Regions from separate parts of the Homo sapiens genome. Here all the other regions are linked to region 5. A link is an interaction called in ENCODE POLR2A ChIA-PET data of the cell type or tissue named here. Cell type or tissue: MCF 10A. All regions are shown on one strand.

Region 1 (4,000 bases), 96 kb after region 5:
GACCAGTCTGGGCAATACAGTGAAACCATGTTGGTGAAACAAAAAAATACAAAAATTAGCCATGTTTGGTGGCACACACCTATAGTCCCAGCTACTCAGGAGGCTGAGGTGAGAGGATCCCTTGAGCCCAAACCGATGAGGCTGCAGTGAGCCATGATTGCACCATTGCACTCCAGCCTGGGGGACAGAGCGAGACCCTGTCTCTAATAATAATAATAATGATAATAATAAACAAGCTAGGCATGGTGGCTCATGCCTGTAATCCCAGCACTTTGGGAGGCCGAGGTTGGAAGATCGCTTGAGCCCAGGAGTTCAAGACCAGCCTGGGCAAGACAGCGTGACCGTCTCTCTACAAAAAAAATCTTAAAAAATGAACTGGGTATGGTGGTGCGTGCCTGTAGTCCCAACAACTCAGGAGGCTGAGGTCGGAGGATCACTTGAGTCCAGGAGTTCAAGGCTGCAGTGAGCCATGATCATGCCACTGCCCTCCAGCCTGGGTGACAGAGCGAGACCCTGTCTCAAAAAACAAACAAACAAAAACTCACTTCAAAAATAAACGCTCAAGGTATAGCATGGGTGGCGAAACCACCACCCACGATTCAGAGGCATTTAACCAAATTGTTGCAGGACAGGACTTCCATGTTTGAAACTGACCTGACCCACTTCCGAATTTTAGGAACTCAGATGTTGCATCTGTGCTGACTGCCTGTTTCCAGTACCTCCTGGGTTCTTGAGTCCAGCTCATGCTTGTTAAGAAGCTCTGAGAAGCTGTCTCTGAAAACAGAGGCCTCTTGTAGCAAAGACAGACCAAAGATTGGAGTGAAAGATTGCTGGCTGTCTTTCTATTCTCAGGGACTAAGTACTTAATGCACAAGGGCTGACTTTGAGATGTACAAGGATGGACTTCGTGCCCATCATGATCTGGGCTGTCCCTGGGAACCAATTATACTATCATTTACTTAATATCTTTCTTTAAGTTGACTCACTCTTGTTTTTTACTTAAATATCTACTTTAGTTTTGTCCTAAGCAAGAATGTCCACAAAATCACAGGTTGGATGCTACTAATTATATATGTTTTCTAATACCCCTCAACATAAATAATTACTAATGAGATGAAAAGCAATTGTCTGTGCACTATCTAAAAGCCATCTGCACATGCCACTCTGCGTGGGGTGACAGATTCAGCAAAGATCCTTTCTTGTCTTGTAAACTCACCAGATTAGATAAAACACCTTCCCACTTGTGACTTAAAGACAACTGGCCCTACTGACCCCTCGGCCCCAGCTGCCATGCTTGGCGGCTTCCTTACAAGACTTGTTCTGTGGGTTTCTCCACTGCTGGCTCTAGGATGATATAGGCCTCCATCCCAGCAGCCTGACACATGTCTTGCCAACTGATCCGGAAGACCCCAAACTCTAAGACAGAAGATGTGGTCATAGCTGTGAGGAAAACCTTCCTGTTTATTCTTTTCTTTGTGAATGTCCTTTTCAAGGAAAAACAAGTGTACATCTGGCCTTTGGAGGACCCATCTTGTCATGAGGCCAGAAGGGCTCCTGGTTTGTCATTTTCTTGTTCACCTGCTAGCCAAGCACCACATTTTGGTTTGAGAGGTGACCACATTTTGCGATGGCTAAATCCTCTCTGCCCAGCTTCTCTGTATGGATACAGACACTCATGGCAAGAAACCTTAAACATGCAAGAGCAGAAGGGTTCCACAAACTACGATACAGGCACACAATGAGGTATTGGGGAGCCATTAAGAAAAATGGTTAGTTATTATTATTATTATTATCATTTTTGAGATGGAGTCTTGCTCTGCCTCCCAGGCTGGAGTGCAATGGCGCAATCTTGGCTCACTGCAACCTCCACCTCCTGGGTTCAAGTGATTCTCTCTGCTTCAGCCTCCTGAGTAGCTGGGATTACAGGCGTGCACCACCATGCCTGGCTAATTTTTGTATTCTTAGTAGAGATGGAGGTTTCACCATGTTGGCCAGGCTGATCTTGAACTCCTGGCCTCAGGTGATCTGCCTGTCTTGGCCTCCCAAAGTGCTGGGATTACAGGCGTGAGCCACCATTCCCAGCCAATTATTTTTGTTTTTTTAAAAAAACTATGTTAGGCCAGGCATGGTGGCTCCTGTCTGTAATCCCAGCACTTTGAGAGGTCAAGGTGGGAGGATCACTTGAGGCCAGGAGTTTGAGACCATCCAGGGCAATATAGCGAGATCCCACCTCTACAAAAAATAAAAACGTTAGCTGAGCATAGTGATGCATGCCTGTAGTCCCAGCTTCTTGGAAGGCTGAGGCGGGAAGATTGCTTGAGTCTGGGAGTTTGAGGCTGTGGTGAGCTATGATTGCACCACTGCACTCCAGCCTGGGCAATAGCAATAAAAGAACATAATAATCACTGGAGACTTGAGAGAGTAGGAGAGGGGTTAGGAATGAGGAATTACCTAATGGGTACGCTGTACACTGTTACACTGAAAACCCAGACGTCACCACTAGGCAGTATATCCATGTAGCAAAACTGCATTTGTTCCCCATAAATTTGTAAAAATAAAAAATAATGACTGAGTGTGGTGGCTCACACCTGTAATCCTAGCACTTTGGGAGGCTGAGGCAGGTGGATCACTTGAGGCCAGGAGTTTGAAACCAGGCTGGCCAACATGATGAAACCCTGTCTCTACTAAAAATACAAAAAAAATTAGCTGGGCATGGTGGCGCACACCTATAATCCCAGCTACTCGGGAGGCTAAGGCAGGAGAATTGCTTGACCCTGGGAGGCAGAGTTTGCAGTGAGCCGAAATCACACCACAGCACTCCAGCCTGGGTGACAGAGTGAGACTCTGTCTCAAAACAAACAAAGAAACAAAACAAAAAACAAAAAAACCATGTGGGTTTATATGCATCTATGTGCATAGGAAAAATAACACAGATGGCATTAACCAGAACGTTTATAATGATTATCTCTGGGTAGCAGGATCTTGAGTTATTTTTAAGAAATTGTTTTAGTTTATCTGTGCTTTGTAACTTTCCTACAATGAACATATATTGCTTGCATCATAAAAGTAATAAATGAGAAGATAATTTTTAATAGCAAAATGGAAAAAAGCTTATAATAGAATGCTGCTTGAAAAAAACCAGGATTCTAAGTATATGAAAAAATCTATTGTTAGGCAAAGATAGTTGTAGGGAAGCAGGAAATACAGACTTAAAAAAAAAAGTTAAGCTTCCAAGAATTTTTTTGTTTTGTTTATTTTAGAGACAAGGTCTTGCTCTGTTGCCCAGGCTGGAGTGCAGTGGTGCAATCATAGCTCACTGCAGCCTCAAACTCCCTGGCTCAAGAGATATTCCCACCTCAGTCTCCCGAGTAGCTAAGTAGCTGAGACTACAGCTGTGTGGCTTTTATTTATATTTATTTATTTATTTATTTATTTATTTATTTATTAGAGACAGGGTCTCACTATGTTGCCCAGGCTGGTCTCAAACTCATGGTCTAAAGAAATCCTTCCGCCTCGACCTCTCAAAGTGTTGAGATTACAGATGTGAGCCTCCATGTCCAGCCTCCTTCCTTGAATTTAGGTACAACCCTGGTGTAAGGATCTGGGGAGATGCTGGATGGGTTGGAATTAAGTTTCTACTATTTGGCAGAACAGGGGTTTGTATAAGAAGTTAAGATCGGATGCGCATTTCAACTTGCATTCTGATATTTGTACCTGTTTTCCAAAATTGTATTACTTTTATAGTTTAAAAAAAAATTCAAAAAAGAGGCTGGGCACGGTGGCTCATACCTGTAATCCCAGCACTTTGGGAGGCTGAAGTGAGCAGATCACTTGAGGTCAAAGGTTTGAGACCAGCCTGGCCAACATGGTGAAATCCCGTCTCTACTGAAAATGCAAAAATTAGCTGGGCATGGTGGTGCAGGAAGGTAATCCCAAAAACTCGGGAGGCTGAGGCAGGAGAGTCACTTGAACCTGGGAGGCGGAGGTTGCAATGAGCTGA
Region 2 (4,000 bases), 61 kb after region 5:
CCACCAGTTTATTTATATTTATTTATTTATTTATTTTGAGATGGAGTTTCACTCTTGTTGCCCAGGCTGGAGTGTAGTGGCATGATCTCAGCTCACTACAGCCTCTGCCTCCCCGTTCAAGTGATTCTCCTGCCTCAGCCTCCTGAGTAGCTGGGATTACAGGTATGCGCCACCACGCCTGGCTAATTTTTGTATTATTAGTAGAGACAGGGTTTCACCATGTTAGTCAGGCTGGTCTTGAACTCCTGACCTCAGGTGATCCACCTGCCTTGGCCTCCCAAAGTGCTAGGATTACAGGGTGAGTCACTGCACCTGGCCCTTCAACCAGTTGATTATCTTCTTTATCAGATACATCAGAATCTGAAATCAGCTTCCTTTTTTTTTTTGGTAGAGACAGGGTGTCACTCTGTTGCCCAGGCTGGAGTGCAATGGCGTGATCATAGCTTACTGCAGCCTCAAACTCCTGGCCTTAAGATATTCTCCTGCCTCAGCCTCCTGAGTAGCTGGGACTACAGGCATGTGCCACCACACCCAGCTAATTTGTAAAATTTTTTGTGGAGATGGGGTCTTGCTATGTTGCCCAGGCTGGTCTTGAACTCCTGGCCTCAAGTGATCTTCTGGCCTCAGCCTCCCTAAATGCTGGGATTATAGGCATCCACCACTGTGCCTGGCCTGAAATTATCTTCTTGATTTAATTGCTCACTTAGCTGTCTCCTGCTTAGAACATAAGCCCGGGGAGGGAGCATGACCTTGTCTGTCTGGAAGGAGAAGAGCTCAGAGGTCAAGAGCACAGGCCACAGAGCCAGCCTGCTTGATTTCAATTCTGGCTGTGTCCCTTAGCAGCTGGTGAGCTTTGGGATGGTTACATCACGTCTTCGTGCCTCACTTTCCCCATTTGTAACACCAGATAATACTACCTACATGACTGCGGCAAGGGGTGGATGCCTAGCATACTGTAATACTCAAAAAATCTTGGCTGCTACTGTTCACAGCTCCATGCCCAGGGTCTGGTACAGAGCACACAGACACTCAGTAAATATTTGATGAATAAATTACAATAGGCGATAAGAGCATCGACAGAGATAAGTATGGAGAAGTGACACCCAAGTCCCAGTGGAGAGTGGGGAGCGAGTCAGGGAAGGTTTCCTGGAGGAGGGGAGGCCTGAGCTGAGACTTTATGAACAAGTAAGCGATGGCTAAGTCTACAGGGTAGGGAGGAGAAAGGGCTCACCAGGCAGGGACACAACACAGGCAAAGCCCCAGAGGGAAGAAATAGCTCTGGGCGGGCACCATGGAGTCTATAAACTGTGGGATCAGGGCTGTGGCCACAGGAAAAGAACAGAGCAGAGCAAACCAGCTCAATCCAGGCCCTGCTCTTGAAGGAGAGACCTCGCCCCAGGGCATGGGGACACAGTGTTCCCAAGGAACTGTCTTGGTCAGATGCAGCCCAGGAGCAGGAGGCTGCATGGGGTGTGGCCAGGTCCCCTCCTGCCCGCGCCATGCTCTTGGTCTCCACGTGCGTGCCAACTATTTGCTTGTTGATAATACTCTTCACCCAGAGAGGCTGCTCCCAGGACTGGCTGCCTCTGATTCCAGAGCCAGGTGTTTCCCTACAGAAATCTCTGCTGGGCTGGGAGCCAGGCATGCAGACAGAGACCAGTGAGCCTCCAGAAAAGACTGGGAAATAGAGCATCCTAGCAGGAAGCAGTATAACCACTGTTGTGTGGTCAGAGGTCAGGAAAGACTTTCCAGGGCAGAAACTAGTTGGATAATCCCTGAAACAACAACAACCATAGTAATAATAATGCTTATATATGCCCAGATCTTGGTTTCTTTATTTTTAAATTTTATTTAACTTTATTTTTTTTTTTTTTGAGATTGCTCAGGCTGGAGTGCAGTGGCATGATCTTGGCTCTATACAACCTCTGCCTCCCAGGTTCAAGTGACTCTCCTGCCTCAGCCTCCCTAGTAGCTGGGATTACAGGTGCATGCCAACACACCCGGCTAATTTTTGTATTTTTAGTAGAGATGGGGTTTTGCCATGTTGGCCAGACCGGTGTCAAACTCCTGGGCTTAGGCAATCCTTCCACCTCGGCCTCCCAAAGTGCTGGGATTACATACATAAGCCACCATGCTTGGCCCAGATCTTGGTTTCTAAATACCATTCTTCAATTTAAAAAACCAGAGCTTGGGCAAGTCTTGTTGGCTCTCTCCTGTAATCCCAGCACTTTAGGGGGCTGAAGTGGGAAGATTGCTTGAGCCAGGAGTTTGAGACCAGCTTGGGCAACATAGGGAGACCCCATCTCTACAAAATAAAAAAATTAATCGGGCACGCGATTGTGTCACTGCACTCCAGTATGGACAACAGAGTGAGATCCCATCTCAAAAAAAACAAAAACAAAAACAAACAAACAAACAAAACAACCAAAAAACCAAACAGAGCTCTTTAGAGAAATGGCTGATTCTAGGGCGGGGGCATCCTGTAGTGCCAGAAAGTAGGCAAAAGTTAAAAAACCCACCCAGGTGAGGACATATCAAAGGCACACAGGTGCTAACTGACAGAGTGGCCAAAGCTAGAAGAATTTAAGCAAGAGAATAGATAACAAGGAATTGGATTACAACCTAAATCTACAGGAGTCCATACTGTGTCAATAAATGATGGAATAAATAAATAAATGGAGGAGATGAGACAAATCTTCCTTTACAGAAGAATTCCAAATAATATATATTCTTCTCTCTAGGAGGGGTGGAGCTCAATGCTCCTTTCCCACTGGCCACTCCCTTCCCCTTCCCCTGAGCGTAGTCTGAATTTAGTGACTCCTTTCCAAAGTACAGAGCAAAGGCCAGCACAGTGGCTCACATCTGTAATCCTAGTACTTTTGGAGGCTGAGGAGGGAGGATCACTTGAGTCCAGGAGTTGGAGGCTGTGGTTTTTCTGTAAATCTAAAACTATTCCTCGATAAAAAGTCTCTCTAGGCCAGGCGCAGTGGCTCATGCCTGTAATCCCAGCACTTTGGGAGGCTATGGCAGCAGATAACCTGAGGTCAGAAGTTTGAGACCAGCCTGGCAAACATGGTGAAACCCTGTCTCTACTAAAAATACAAAATTTACGCTGGGCACAGTGGCTCATGCCTGTAATCCCAGCACTTTGGAAGGCTGAGGCGGGTGGATCATGAGGTCAGGAGATCAAGACCATCCTGGCTAACACAGTGAAACCCTGTCTCTACTAAAAATACAAAAAATTAGCCGGTTGTGGTGGCGGCTGCCTGTAGTCCCAGCTACTCGGGAGGCTGAGGCAGGAGAATGGTATGAACCCGGGAGGCGGAGCTTGTGGTGAGCCGAGATAGTGCCACTGTACTCCAGCCTGGGCGACAGAGTGAGACTCTGTCTCAAAAAAACAAAACAAAACAAAACCAAAAACCAAAAACCAAAAACCAAAAATTAGCCAGGTGTGGTGGTGCATGCCTGTCATCCCAGCTACTCGGGGGGCTGAGACACGATAATCACTTGAACCCGGGAGGCAGAGGTTGCAGTGAGTGGAGATTATGCCATTGTATTCCAGCCTGGGGGCAAGAACAAAACTCCGTCTCAAAAAAAAAAAAAAAAAAAAAACCACCACCACCACCAACAACAAAGTCTCTCTCTCTATATTTTACTCTCACTCTGTCACCCAGGCTGGAATGCTGGAATGCAGTGGTGTGATCTTGGTTCACTGCAGCCTCAAACTCCGAGGCTCAAGTGATCCTTCCCCCTCAGCCTCCAGAGTAGCTGAGTCTACAGGTGTGTACCACCACGCCGGGCTAATTTTGTTATTTTAAAATTGTTTTTTGTAGAGATGGGGGGTCTCACTATGTTGCTCAGGTTGGTCTTAAACTCCTGGCCTCAAGCGATTCTCCCTCCTTGGCCTCCCAAAGTGCTGGGATTAAGTGAGCCACTGCACCTGGCCAAAAGCCTTTTTATTTATTTATTTATTTGTTTATTTATTTATTTATTTATTTAT
Region 3 (4,000 bases), 160 kb after region 5:
GAATTTTAACACATGTATGTATTTGTGTAACTACCACCACAACTATCACCCCAGAAATCTCCCTCAGGCCACCCCTACATAGCCACATCCTCCCTCTGTAACCCTGGTAACTAATCTGTTGTCTATTAATATAGTTTTTTTCCAGAATGTCACATAAATGGAATAATATAATTGGTAACCTTTCCAGATTGGCTTCAATTACTCAGTGTAATGTCTTTGAGATTCCTCTAAGTTGTTGGGTGTATCAATAATTTGCTACCTTGCCAGGGCGTGGTGGCTCAAAGCTGTAATTCCAGCACTTTGGGAGGCTGAGGCAGGAGGATCGCTTGAGCCCAGGAGTTTGAAACCAGCCTGGGCAGCATAGTCAGACCCTGTCTCTACAAAAAATACAAAATTAGTTGGGCATGGTGGGGTGCATCTGTAGCCTCAGCTACTCATGAGGCTGAGATGGGAGGATCACTTGAGCCTGGTAAGTCGAGGCTGCAGTGAGCCGTGATCATGCTGCTATACTCCAGCCTGGGCAACAGAGTGAGACCCTGTCTCAAAAAAAAATAGTTTGCTTCCTTTTATTGCTAAGTGGCATCTCACTGAATAACTGTACCACATACAGCTGCTATATGACACTGTTTTAGCGACTGTGACTTTATAGTGGATTTCTCTATTGGGTATGGTAAGTTTCCTGCCCACCAACATTGCTCCTGTTAGTTTCCCAAAAGTGTCTTGGCCACCCCAGTGTACTGATTCCTGGGTATTTTGTGGACTTGGTTGCTATTGTGAGTGATTCCTTTATCCACCCAGTTTTCCAAGCTAGAAAACTCAAAGATATCTCAGGAACAATAGTAACAAAAAACTGTGCAAGACCCTTCTGAAGAAAACTATAAACCTATACAGAAAGGCCTGAATAAAGACTTCAATGCTTAGGACATGTTCCTGAATGTGGCAATTCAGTATTGGAAAGATGTTTATTCTCTCCAAATTAATTGAGATGCTTTGTAAGTTTGATTGATTTTAATCTCTCTCTTTCCCCTTCCTTCTCTCCATTCCTTCCTCCCTTCCTTCCTTCCTTCCTTCGTTCTCTCCCTCCCTCCCTTGCTGCCTCCCTCTCTCTCTCTCTTTCATTTCCTTTCTTTCTTTTCCTTCCTTCCTTCCTTCCTTCCTTCCTTCCTTCCTTCCTTCCTTCCTTCCTTCCTTCCTTCCTTCCTTCCCTCCCTCCCTCCCTCCCTCCCTCCCTCTCTCTCTCTCTGTCTGTCTCTCTTTCTTTCTTTCTCTTTCTTTCTTGACAGAGTCTTGCTCTGTCACCCAGGGTGGAGTGCAGTGGTGCTATCACGGCTCACTGCAGCCTCCACCTCCTGGGCTCAAGCAATCCTCCAGCCTCAGCCTTTCGAGAAGCTGGGACCACAGGTGCAAGCCACCACACCCAGCTACTTTTTGTATTTTTTGTAGATATGGAGTTTCACCATGTTGCCCAGGCTGGTCTCGAACTCCTGGGCTCAAGCAATTCTCCCACTTCAGCCTCTCAAAGTGCTGGGATTACAGGCATAAGTCACTGCGCCTGGCAGGTCTTTCCTCTATCAAGTCTGCCCTTTTCCCTCTTTCCCTTCTCCAACTTCTGTTTCTAATTTTACATATTTTCCCCTTCTACTTTCTTTTGATTTCTTTTGTTTTACTTTTCCTAATTTCTTGAGTTGAATGCATAGTCCACTTACTTTAGAATTTTTTTTTTATTAACAAAAGTATTTAAGGCTAGGCATTTTCCTCTGAATACCACCTTGGCAGCATTCTCCAAAACAGTTGATGTGCACTTGAATGGCATTACTTGAGGTCAGGAGTTCGAGAACAGCCTGGCCAACATTATGAAGCCCTGTCTCTACCAAAAACATACAAAAAAGTGGGCGCCTGTAATCCTAGATACTCTGGAGGCTGAGGCAGGAGAATTGCTTGAGCCCAGGAGGCAGAGGTTGCAATGAATTGAGATCCCGCCACTGAACTACAGCATGGGCGACAGAACAAGACTCCGTCTCAAACAACACAGAACAAAAATCCCCATATATTCTGTATGAATGGGGACTCATTCATTTAATGTGACAAAAACCTGACTCAATCCAGCTTAAGCCAGAAAAAGGAAACTTATTGGAATTAATTGATATTTATCATCATAGGGAATATTGGTATCCCTGTGTCCACTGGATCCGGCACTATGCTGACGTCCACAGAAGCTGTTCCTCATGTCTCCACCTGCTGGCTCTGTTCTCTGAGCTGCCCTTCCCTCCAGCCAGTGTGCAGTTCTGCAAACCTCTTTCCCAACCTCTCCAAGGAAAGCCCCAGCCCTGACTCTCCTTTGTCTGGCAATCATCAGGCCTAGAGAAACAGGGCTGGGTATAGTGGCTCACCCATGTAATCCCAGCACTTTGGGAAGCTGAGGTGGGGGGATGGCTTGAGGCCAGGAGTTTGAGACCAGCCTGGGCAACATAGTGAGACCCCATCTCTATAATGAGAGAGAGAGAGAGAGAGAGAGAGAGAGAGAGAAACAGGATGATCTGGTTAGGGTTGTGGATGCTGGGCTGACAGAACACCTGGTGTCCAGTACCTGGTTTATGTGGCCACCCTCTCTTCCTAAATACCTCTATAATCATGGCCAGGTAGGCCCATCTCAAAATTTTACTGTCTCCTTAACGGGGTATAAAATGTTTCGTCACTTCTTCCCAGCCTCTCTTTACAGCCTTGGCTTCCCGTTGTCTTCCTTTCTCCCACACCCTGTGTTCTAGCTACAGCAAACTACTCCTTATTTCCAAACAAATGTGTACTTTCTTTCTCTGCCTTCGTACATGCTGTTCCTTTGGCTAGGAATACCTTTTTCCCCCTTAGTCATCCTTTAAGATCCTAAGTCACGCCCGAGAATCACTTGGGCACAGTTGGGGCACTTCCTCTCTGAGTTCCTACCTGCTGCTGCTATTGCACCTTGCGTCCTGAACAAGACTAACTCATGTGCAATTGTCTCCCCTTCAAGACATCAGGACCGGGCCAGGCGTGGTGGCTCTTGCCTGTGATCCCAACACTTTGGGAGGCCAAGGCAGGAGGATTGCTTGAGCCCAGGAGTTCAAGGCTGAAGTGAGCTGTGATCACACCACTGCACTCCAGCCTGGGCGACAGAGTGAGATCCCGGCTGTGGGGGAAAAAAAAAAAAAAAAAAAAAGACATCAGGACTGGATCGCTGAAGGCAAAGACTGTGCCTGGACAATTTCCATGCAGCATCTATAATGTAATAGATATTCAGTAAAAGTCTGTTGAAAGAATGTGCAGATGCTCTCAGCTCTCCTGTACTCTGTATTATTTTACCATTTTTGTGCACTGTAGGTTTCTGTGTACTTTTCCTCCCAATGGCCAGTACCTTTGGCCTTCACTGGAGGGCTGCACATAGGCTGCTAGGACCTGCTTTTCCTGCATGTTCAAGAAAACCAGAAATACCTGAAAGTTTTCATGCCCCGGGGACAGCCCTTAACTCATGACTGACAGTGTGGGGATAGAAATCCTCCAGTTCCTTTGCCCTAATGACCCACAGTGTCCCAAAGCTCCCCTGGAGGGTCAAGCCTCAATTACCCTCTGTGTGACTTTACTTGATAACACACCTTTGTCTAACCTTCTTTCTCGCCCCATTCCCCTTCTCCACTTCTCTACCAATTTTCTCTGGGAACACTTATGAATCACTTTCACACAGCCTGGCTTTGTGGTGTCCACCTGCTGCCCGAGCTACTCAGGCTGAAGTGGGAAGATCTCTTGAGCCCAGGAGTTTGAGGCCAGCATGGACAACATAGCAAGACCCCATCTCTGAAAAAAAAAAAAAAAAACCACAAAACCAAAAACCAAACAACAACAACAACAACAAAATCACTTTCATATAAATTCTCTGTCTCAGATCCCCAGATCTGCTTTTGGGGAAACAAATCTAAAACAGAGTTAATGATTCAATGAACAGAAAGAAAAGAATAATAGCTGAGTGCGG
Region 4 (4,000 bases), 240 kb after region 5:
ACTTTGAGAGACCAAAGTGGCAGCACCACTTGAGCTCAGGAGTTTGAGACCAGCCTGAGTAACATAGCGAGACCCCATCTCTTAAAAAATAAAAAATTTTAGCTGGATGTGGTGGCATGTGCCTATAGTCCCAGCTACTCAGGAGGCTGCAGTAGGAGAATTGCTTGAGCCCAGGAGGTCGGGGCTGCAGGGAGCTATGATTGCACCACTGCACTCCAGCTTGGGTGACAGAGTGAGACCCTGCCTCCAAAAAAAAAAAAAAAAAAAGAAAAGGCCAGGTACTGTGGCTCACACCTGTAATCCAAGCACTTTGGGAGGCCAAGGCGGGTGGATCACCTGAGGTCAGGAGTTCAAGACCAGCCTGGCCAAGCATGGTGAAATCCTGTCTCTACTAAAAACACAAAAAAATTAGCCTGGCGCTGTGGTACACCCCTGTAGTCCCAGCTACTCGGGAGGATTGTTAGAACCTGGGAGGTGGAGGTTGCAGTGAGCCGAGATCGCACCACTGCATCCCAGCCTGGGCAACAAGAGCGAAACTCCATCTCAAAAAAGGAAAAAGAAAAGAAAAAAAACAAGTCACTGATGGTCTGAAAACTTGGTACATACAGATTTAGAACTGGGGAGGGGGCTGTTTACCAGCGTTAGCAACAAATTCAAATTTCTAGAAAGCACATTTGTAGGCTGGAATCGACCTCCAGGCTGCCAGTGTGTCACTTTCGGGAGGGGCTTTGGCCTCTGTGGGGGGCCTGGCTCCCTACTCGCGTTTCCCTGCTCATGCCTCTTACTTGTAGGGGTTGATGTTGCAGATGGTGACTGCAGGAAAATCCAGCTTCCGGAAGTGGACTTTGATGGAAACTGAGACAGTATAGAAGGAGAAGACGAGGAGGGCGCACTGCCAGAGGATGAGGGCCACGGCAGTCAGTGTGAACCCGATCCAGAGGAGGCGGCGCAGACGGCCGCGGGACACCACGATGCGGCGACAGCCATGGGTGTTGGTGTTGAGGCAGTACCACCGCATCAGCTCTTTAATGGTCGGCGCCTGAGGGCCCGTCACGGGCAGATTCTTCTTGATTTTGGCTTTGATCTTCTCTCCGGGTGCCATGGCGAGGATGGGACTTTGAGGACGGGACTCTGAGGACGGGCGTGCTGGAGGGGCAAAGAAGAGAAGCAGGTGAGCTGGCAGGCACTAGCCGGCTAGTGTGTCCCTGGAGACCACAGTCTGGGAAACACCAGTCCATGCGCCCTTAGAGACCTCCTTCCTCTGTTCCTCTGTGGCTTAGGCACTTTGCATTCTGAATCCTTGGCCCCTTTTCCACGGGACGTTTGTTTTTGGCCACCACAGCTGCCAGAGAAGCTGCCTACTTCTCTTACGGCCCCCAGGCCTAGCCGTGCGGGGGCTGGGTGAGGTGCAACCTGCGAAGCGCTGGCTGGACAGGCTGCAGGACCTTTCCCCGGGTTCCTGGGCAGGAACTCTGGAAGCAGCCCCATCAGCTCTCTTATCAGGCAGGGGTACCCGTGCCTTATCACCTCCAGTAGCCCGCCTTCCTCAAGGGCAGCATTCCTATCTCATTATGCCCCCTGGTTCCTAGCACAGTGTCTGGCACAGAGCAGTGCTCGGCAGATTGTAACTGACAGATGAAATCTGCCAAGAAAATTTCCCGGCAGCCACCTTAGATCATGTTCCTGGCTGCATTTTCCCCAGCCTTTTCTCTGAGGCTTTATTATAAGTGAAACGATTTCTCTTTTGTTTCTTCTCTTTACAGTCAAGCTCTTAATGTTTCTAGATCACCTGATGTAACAATAACCTGCAACTATTGGCCACTTAGTGTTTGCCAGGCATTGTGCCATATTTCCTTGATTCTAAGATACCATTAATTTAGAGAATGCCCTTGATTTAATAACAGCTTTGGGGGAGAGTACCAGTATTGGAAGGCAAATTATCACATTCATCAATGTGCACGATGCATCTCAACTATACAAACTTTACAATGAGAAATAATTTTAGAAATGAACTAATATACTACATAAAAACTCATTTCATGTTTATAATATATAGTCTCATTAGTCTCATAAGTAAATTTGTCTCTCTCTATAAATATACACATAGCCTACATATATTTCCTTTTGTGTTTCAATAATTCCATGAAGTAGGCATGCTATTATTATATCCATGTTACAGAGGAGAAAAATGGGCTCAGAGAGGTTGAATATCTTGTGTAAGATGATGCAGCTGGTTAGTGGAGGAGCTGGATGGAACCCTGCAGCCTTCACCGCTATGGCATACGCCTTTGAGGGGCCTGGTAGTACGCTGGGTGCAGGGAGTTAATTAACAATACCAAGAACTAAAGGTAGGAGGAAAGAGAAGGAACACAGCTATTTAATTTCCAAACTCTGAACAGTGCACATGACCACTTCCCAAGACTTGTGAGCACTAGTATTGGGGGTGGGGGATATATGAAAACTGTGTCGTCCTATGCCTTCTACAGTGACAAAGGCAAATTAGGACATATCCTAGGGCATACAGGGTGGTCCCCAGGACCAGAGAGGACCCATGTCTGTGACTTCGATGTGCCCCATCAAGATTTTTAGGCAGTATTCGGAACCTGCAGAGTTATGTCTTTTTTTCCCACCCTGAACCCATGAAATATGGGCTAAAATTGGAAGCTGGGGCAAAGCTAGGAGGCTTCCAAGCTTATGATGCTAGTGGGTTTAAGGCCTCAGATGGAAAGGAAATGGAGTGCTGGGCATGGAGGTGAGATGTCCAGAGCAGACAAACTGCTCTAAACCCTCCATAGATTGATATGATTTTGCTGGGATGAAGAACACCATCAAAATGATGCTAGTAGCCTCTGGGCAAGAGGAATATAATTTATTTTTTTATCACTTAAAATATTGCCTATCCTTACCTCCTCCCTCACTACAATCCAAAAAAATAAAAAATGAAATAAAGAAGAAGGAAAGAAAGAAAAAAATTAGCGAGAGTTTGTTTTTAAAATCTAGGTCCAGGTTCAATTGCTTGTCAAATAAAACTGCAGCCCTCCTCTGTGAATGTTCAACAGAAGCTGTGATTCTGGAAGCTCCTATCCCCAGCTCTCAGGGGTACCTCTGCCCCATCAGCCCCTTCCCCAGAACCGACCTTGACCCCAATGGATCAGTCGACAATGTCAGAGGAGCCCCCAAGTGAAGGAAGGGAACTGATCTTGCTCTTTGCAAAACAGATAAAATATTCATATAAATAATATTTCAACTTCAAAGCAAAACAAGACTGTAGCTACCATTAGATTATGCAGCCTGAGCCAATGTGATACCCTTGGTGGAAGAATTACTAGCTGATACCCAGCACTTACTCTTCTAAGTACTTTGCAGCTGTCACCTCATTTAATTTTCACGATAATCGTCTGAGGTAGGTATCACAACCACCTCCATTGTACAAATGAAACAGACGCTGACAGGTTAAGTAGCTTGCCCAAGGTCACACTAGAAAGTGGCTGAGCTGGGATTTGCACCTAGGAGTCCCTTTAACGACTAACTAGGCTGCTCTTCAATCATTAATAATAATAACAGCAGCAGGGAAAGCAGCAATAATGGCAGCTATCACTTATTGATCCCTTTCTGTACTCCCAGGCATCCCACTCAGTCCTTTTCACACACTACCTGATTTAATCCTCACTACAGTTATATGAGGTGCTATTACTTGGCCCATTTCACAGAGAAGGAAACTGAGGCACAGAGGTTAGGTAATTTGCCCAAGACCACACAGGTAGAAAGGATTTGAAGGATTCTTTAGAATTCCAGGGCCCTGGCTCATCGCAGCGGCTCCGTGCACCCCCTCCTCACCTACCACCGACTTTGCCTGTCCCCCATCCCACAGTGCAGGACCCCAAAGCTTGGAGAGGGATGAGAGATTTGCCCCAAGTCTAGCGTTGGGTTCGCTGGACCGGAGAGTTCCCGATCAGTGCCCGTCCCGAAGGGCGAGTCCTGTGCAGAAATCACTTGAACT
Region 5 (4,000 bases):
CTCCCGGGTTCAAGTGATTCTCCTGCCTCTGCTTCCCGAATAGGTGGGATTACAGGCATGCGCCATCACACCCGGCTAATTTTTGTATTTTTAGTAGAGACAGGGTCTTGCCGTGTTGGCCAAGCTGGTCTTGAACTCCTGGCTTCAAGTGATCCACCTTCCTTGGCCTCCCAAGGTGCTGGGATTATAGGCATAAGCCACCGTGCCTGGCATCTCAAAAAAGTTTTTTAAAAAAGGTGGGCTCCTATTTGGCTCCATGTGCTAAGGCAGGTACACCTCTCTCTCACTGCAGGTTTTCCAGAAGCCCCACGAGGTGGTAATGGTGCTGCTGATTCAGACCCTGGGGGCCCTCATGCCCTCGCTGCCCTCCTGCCTCAGCAACGGCGTGGAGAGGGCAGGGCCCGAGCAGGAGCTCACCAGGCTGCTGGAGTTCTACGACGCCACCGCCCACTTCGCCAAGGGCTTGGAGATGGCACTGCTCCCCCACCTACGTAAACATTCCTTCCTGCCAGTTCTCTAGCTTGTCTTTACTCGCTCTTTCTGAAGCTTCTGGGGCCTGGATTTGTTTGCCTTTTCAGATGACTGATTTTACAGAAATGGAAGGGATCGGTGTTTTCCTTCTCAGCAGATGTGGAGGGCTTTTCCATGAAAAAACATTGCCATCAAGGAAATAGTTGTTTAATATCTTTGCCTGGCTCCAGTGCTGCCTGGGTGCCTTACATGCTCTGGGGAAGTGATGGACACCTCTGTGGGGCTTGGGATATAAAAGAGGCATCACAGTGAGGCAGGTAGATGTTATGGCAAAGAGTTGGCGGCAGATTACACCAGGAGGCAAGTGTGCTTATCCTTTGAAGTCATCACGAAGCCTCAGACATTTCAACCTCAAAAGTCAGTTTTAGAGAACAAACAGGCTACAAGGGCTTTTTTTTTTTTTTTTTTTTTGAGATGGAGTTTCGCTCTTGTTGCCCAGGCTGGAGTGCAATGGTACGATCTTGGCTCACCACAACCTCCACCTCCTAGGTTCAAGCAATTCTCCTGCCTCAGCCTCCCAAGTAGCTGGAATTACAGGCATGCAGCACCACGCCTGGCTAATTTTGTATTTTTAGTAGAGATTGGGTTTCTCCATGTTGAGGCTGGTCTCGAACTCCTGACCTCAGGTGATCTGCCCGCCTCGGCCTCCCAAAGTGCTGGGATTACAGGCATGAGCCACTGTGCCCAGCCTACAGGGGCTTTTTGAAGGAGCAACAGCAAGTGTCCCAGGGCAGGGGAGCTGTGTTAGGACTACAGGTGGTTGTAGAGAAAATGGGCTTTCCCCGGTGGCCGACTGAGAGCAGAGCACCCCTTACTCCCATTTGGGTAAACAGTGCCTGGTGTGTGATGCTCTCCAAGCTCTTTCCCGTCTATGTTAAAAGCTTTATAAATTTTTAAAGAACACAGACCCCGTGACGCATGTTGCTGTCAAATCAGGAAATTGCTTCAGGAAGGCCTTGTTCTGCTGTTCGGCGGCTGTGTGTCACTGACTTGGTTTATTTAATAGTTCTTCTCTTTAATTACATCTGTGTATAATTGCCTTGTACGTTCCAGGGAGTGTGTTTATTGTTCGGATTCCTGATGACTCATCGGTGTTTTTGGCATGCTCACAGGTCAGGCCTTAGTTATGGGAAAGGCCCAGTGGATGGGGAAGCTTCCAAGGGACCGTGATGCCTTTGTGGAAGTGGCTAAGGAGAGTTGAGAGAGCTGGGCTAAGGCGAGTTGCTGCAGCACAGTGGGACGAAGGTGGAGCAAGGAATGGCTGCATCCTTCCCCTGGGGATGGATGTAGTGGGGAAGAGAACCACCCTTGAGACAGATCTGGAAGTGCTTTGCTAGTCAGCCATGGGACGAGTCTCACTCTCGCCCAGGCTGGAGTGCAGCGGTGTGATCTTGGCTCACTGTAACCTCCACCTCCTGGGTTCAAACAATTCTCCTGCCTCAGCCTCCTGAATAGTTGGGACTACAGGTGTGTGCCACCACACCAGGCTAATTTTTGTATTTTTTAGTAGAGATGGGGTTTCGCCATGTTGGCCAGGCTGGTCTCGAACTCATGACCTCAGGTGATCGACCCGCCTCAGCCTCCTGAAGTGCTGGGATTACAGCAGGTGTGAGCCACCATGCCTGGCTGGGACTTTAGATTTCATTTTTTTTTTTTTTTTTTTTGAGACAGAGACTTGCTTTGTTGCCCAGGCTGGAGTGCAGTGGCGTGATCTTGGCTCACTGCAACCTCTGCCTCCCAGGTTCAAGCAATTCTCCTGCCTCAGCCTTCTGAGTAGTTGGGATTACAGGCACACACTACCACACCTGGCTAATTTTTTTGTATTTTTAGTAGAGACGAGGTTTCACCATGTTGGCCAGGCTGGTCTCAAACTCCTTGCCTCAAGCAATCCACCCATCTTGGCCTCCCAAAGTACTGAGATTACAGGTGTAAGCCACCACACCTGACCTAGATTACTAATGATTCTCCCTGAGGTTTTCCAAAAGAGTTTTAGTTTTTCTTTTAACTTAAAAATTTTTTGGAAACACACACAAAAATAAAAAGAGAGCAAGAACAATCCATAAACTCATCAGTCAGAGCCACCAACAACATTATTTGCTTCCAGTAATACAAATATAAATATACATTGTTCACAAATATTAATATACTTAATATCTACCATATAAATATTATGTAATAAATACATAACATATTAAATATATTAAATACTTTTATATATTTACATGTAATAATATATGTTATATAATATATACAAAATATCTTAAAATATTGGTTGTAGACAGTCTTATATTTTCATTTTTTGAAATGCTCAAAATAATATAATGGGCATTTTCTTATGTCATTAAATGTTTTCCTAAGACATAGTTTTGTTGTCTTTATTTTTTTTTTGTTTTTTTGAGACAGGGTCTTGCTCTGTCGCCCAGGTTAGAGTGCAGTGACACTATCACAGCTTACTGTAGCCTTGAACCTTCTGGGCTCAAGTGATTCTCTGAACTCAGTCTCCTGAGTAGTTGAGACCACGGGCACATGCCACCAAGGCTGACTCATTTTTAAAAATTTTTTGTAGAGACAGGGTCTTCCTATTTTGCTCAGGCTGATCTCAAACTCCTAGGCTCAAGTGATTCTCCTGCCTTGGCCTCTCAAAGTGCTGGGATTACAGGTGTGAGCTACCACACCTGGCCAATTTACTACCATTTTTAATCACTATGATATATAAAACTATAATGAACTGTTTTATACATTAGTTTTTGAGCCTAGCTCCGATTATTCCTTAGGATAAGTTTAAATTTGCAGTTGCTCAGAAATGAAAACTTTGAAGATACTTGTCACATTTTGTTCTTTTTTTTTTTTTTTTTTTTGAGATGGAGTCTCACTCTGTTGCCCAGGCGGGAGTGCAGTGGCACAATTTCGGCTCACTGAAGCCTCCACCTCCTGGGTTCATGCCATTCTCCTTCCTCAGCCTCCTGACACATTTTGTTCTTTAGACCTGTTTTTGTATCTATCAGTAGTGAACGAAGGTGCCTGTGTTGCCATCCCCTCACCAGCACTAGATTCTTTTTTTCTCCTGTCATTGCCAGGTTCTTAGACAATTACTGATATGCCATTTTAGTTTTTCACTTTGGTTATTAGCAAGTTTGAAAGTTACATGATAAAAAGTATCTTTTCTCTTTTGAATTGCTTATTCTTTAGCCTGTTATTCTGTTTGGGAGTTTAACCTATTTCTGGTTAATTTATAAGAGCAATTTATTTAAAATAATATATTATTAAATATATTATAAAAAGCAACAAAATATGTATTATAAGAATTAATGATATAGAAATCTGTGACACAAAATAACTCTCCTATAATCCCACTTTAACCACTGTTACAAATTTGGTGCATATTCCTGAAAGATCCTTATATAGTGAGGAATTTTTACCATTGCTTATCAAATATGTTGTAAATATATTGCCTAACTTTTAATTTTAC

The links. ChIA-PET counts read pairs that join two places held together with the same protein. Peaks named below come from ENCODE experiments on the same cell type or tissue, not always from the same donor. Only the 100,000 strongest peaks of a DNase experiment are listed, where the experiment ranks them.
Region 1: POLR2A ChIA-PET joins it to region 5 with 11 read pairs; 3 of 35 experiments call an interaction of 5 or more read pairs at or near these places.
Region 2: POLR2A ChIA-PET joins it to region 5 with 10 read pairs; 7 of 35 experiments call an interaction of 5 or more read pairs at or near these places.
Region 3: POLR2A ChIA-PET joins it to region 5 with 38 read pairs; 2 of 35 experiments call an interaction of 5 or more read pairs at or near these places.
Region 4: POLR2A ChIA-PET joins it to region 5 with 38 read pairs; 8 of 35 experiments call an interaction of 5 or more read pairs at or near these places.

The regions. Positions count from the first base shown.
Region 1 is chr16:23,325,334-23,329,333 of GRCh38, reverse strand. All of the region lies in intron 1 of SCNN1B (sodium channel epithelial 1 subunit beta), which reads right to left. Among named protein-coding and RNA genes, the nearest start is that of SCNN1B, 25 kb to the right of the region's middle. In MCF 10A, no CTCF peak of the experiment used is centred here; no DNase peak of the experiment used is centred here.
Region 2 is chr16:23,360,204-23,364,203 of GRCh38, reverse strand. All of the region lies in intron 4 of SCNN1B (sodium channel epithelial 1 subunit beta), which reads right to left. Among named protein-coding and RNA genes, the nearest start is that of SCNN1B, 60 kb to the right of the region's middle. In MCF 10A, no CTCF peak of the experiment used is centred here; a DNase peak (open chromatin) is centred at 1,563.
Region 3 is chr16:23,257,327-23,261,326 of GRCh38, reverse strand. No RefSeq gene overlaps it. Among named protein-coding and RNA genes, the nearest start is that of SCNN1B, 43 kb to the left of the region's middle. In MCF 10A, no CTCF peak of the experiment used is centred here; DNase peaks (open chromatin) are centred at 2,296 and 2,846.
Region 4 is chr16:23,183,374-23,187,373 of GRCh38, reverse strand. SCNN1G (sodium channel epithelial 1 subunit gamma) reads right to left here. Exons shown (of 13, transcript NM_001039.4): 2 at 786-1,146. The coding sequence starts at 1,102. Among named protein-coding and RNA genes, the nearest start is that of SCNN1G, 2.6 kb to the right of the region's middle. RefSeq lists enhancers at 621-1,120, 1,121-1,622. In MCF 10A, no CTCF peak of the experiment used is centred here; no DNase peak of the experiment used is centred here.
Region 5 is chr16:23,421,240-23,425,239 of GRCh38, reverse strand. COG7 (component of oligomeric golgi complex 7) reads left to right here. Exons shown (of 17, transcript NM_153603.4): 7 at 293-491. Among named protein-coding and RNA genes, the nearest start is that of COG7, 30 kb to the left of the region's middle. RefSeq lists an enhancer at 427-972. In MCF 10A, no CTCF peak of the experiment used is centred here; DNase peaks (open chromatin) are centred at 469 and 1,549.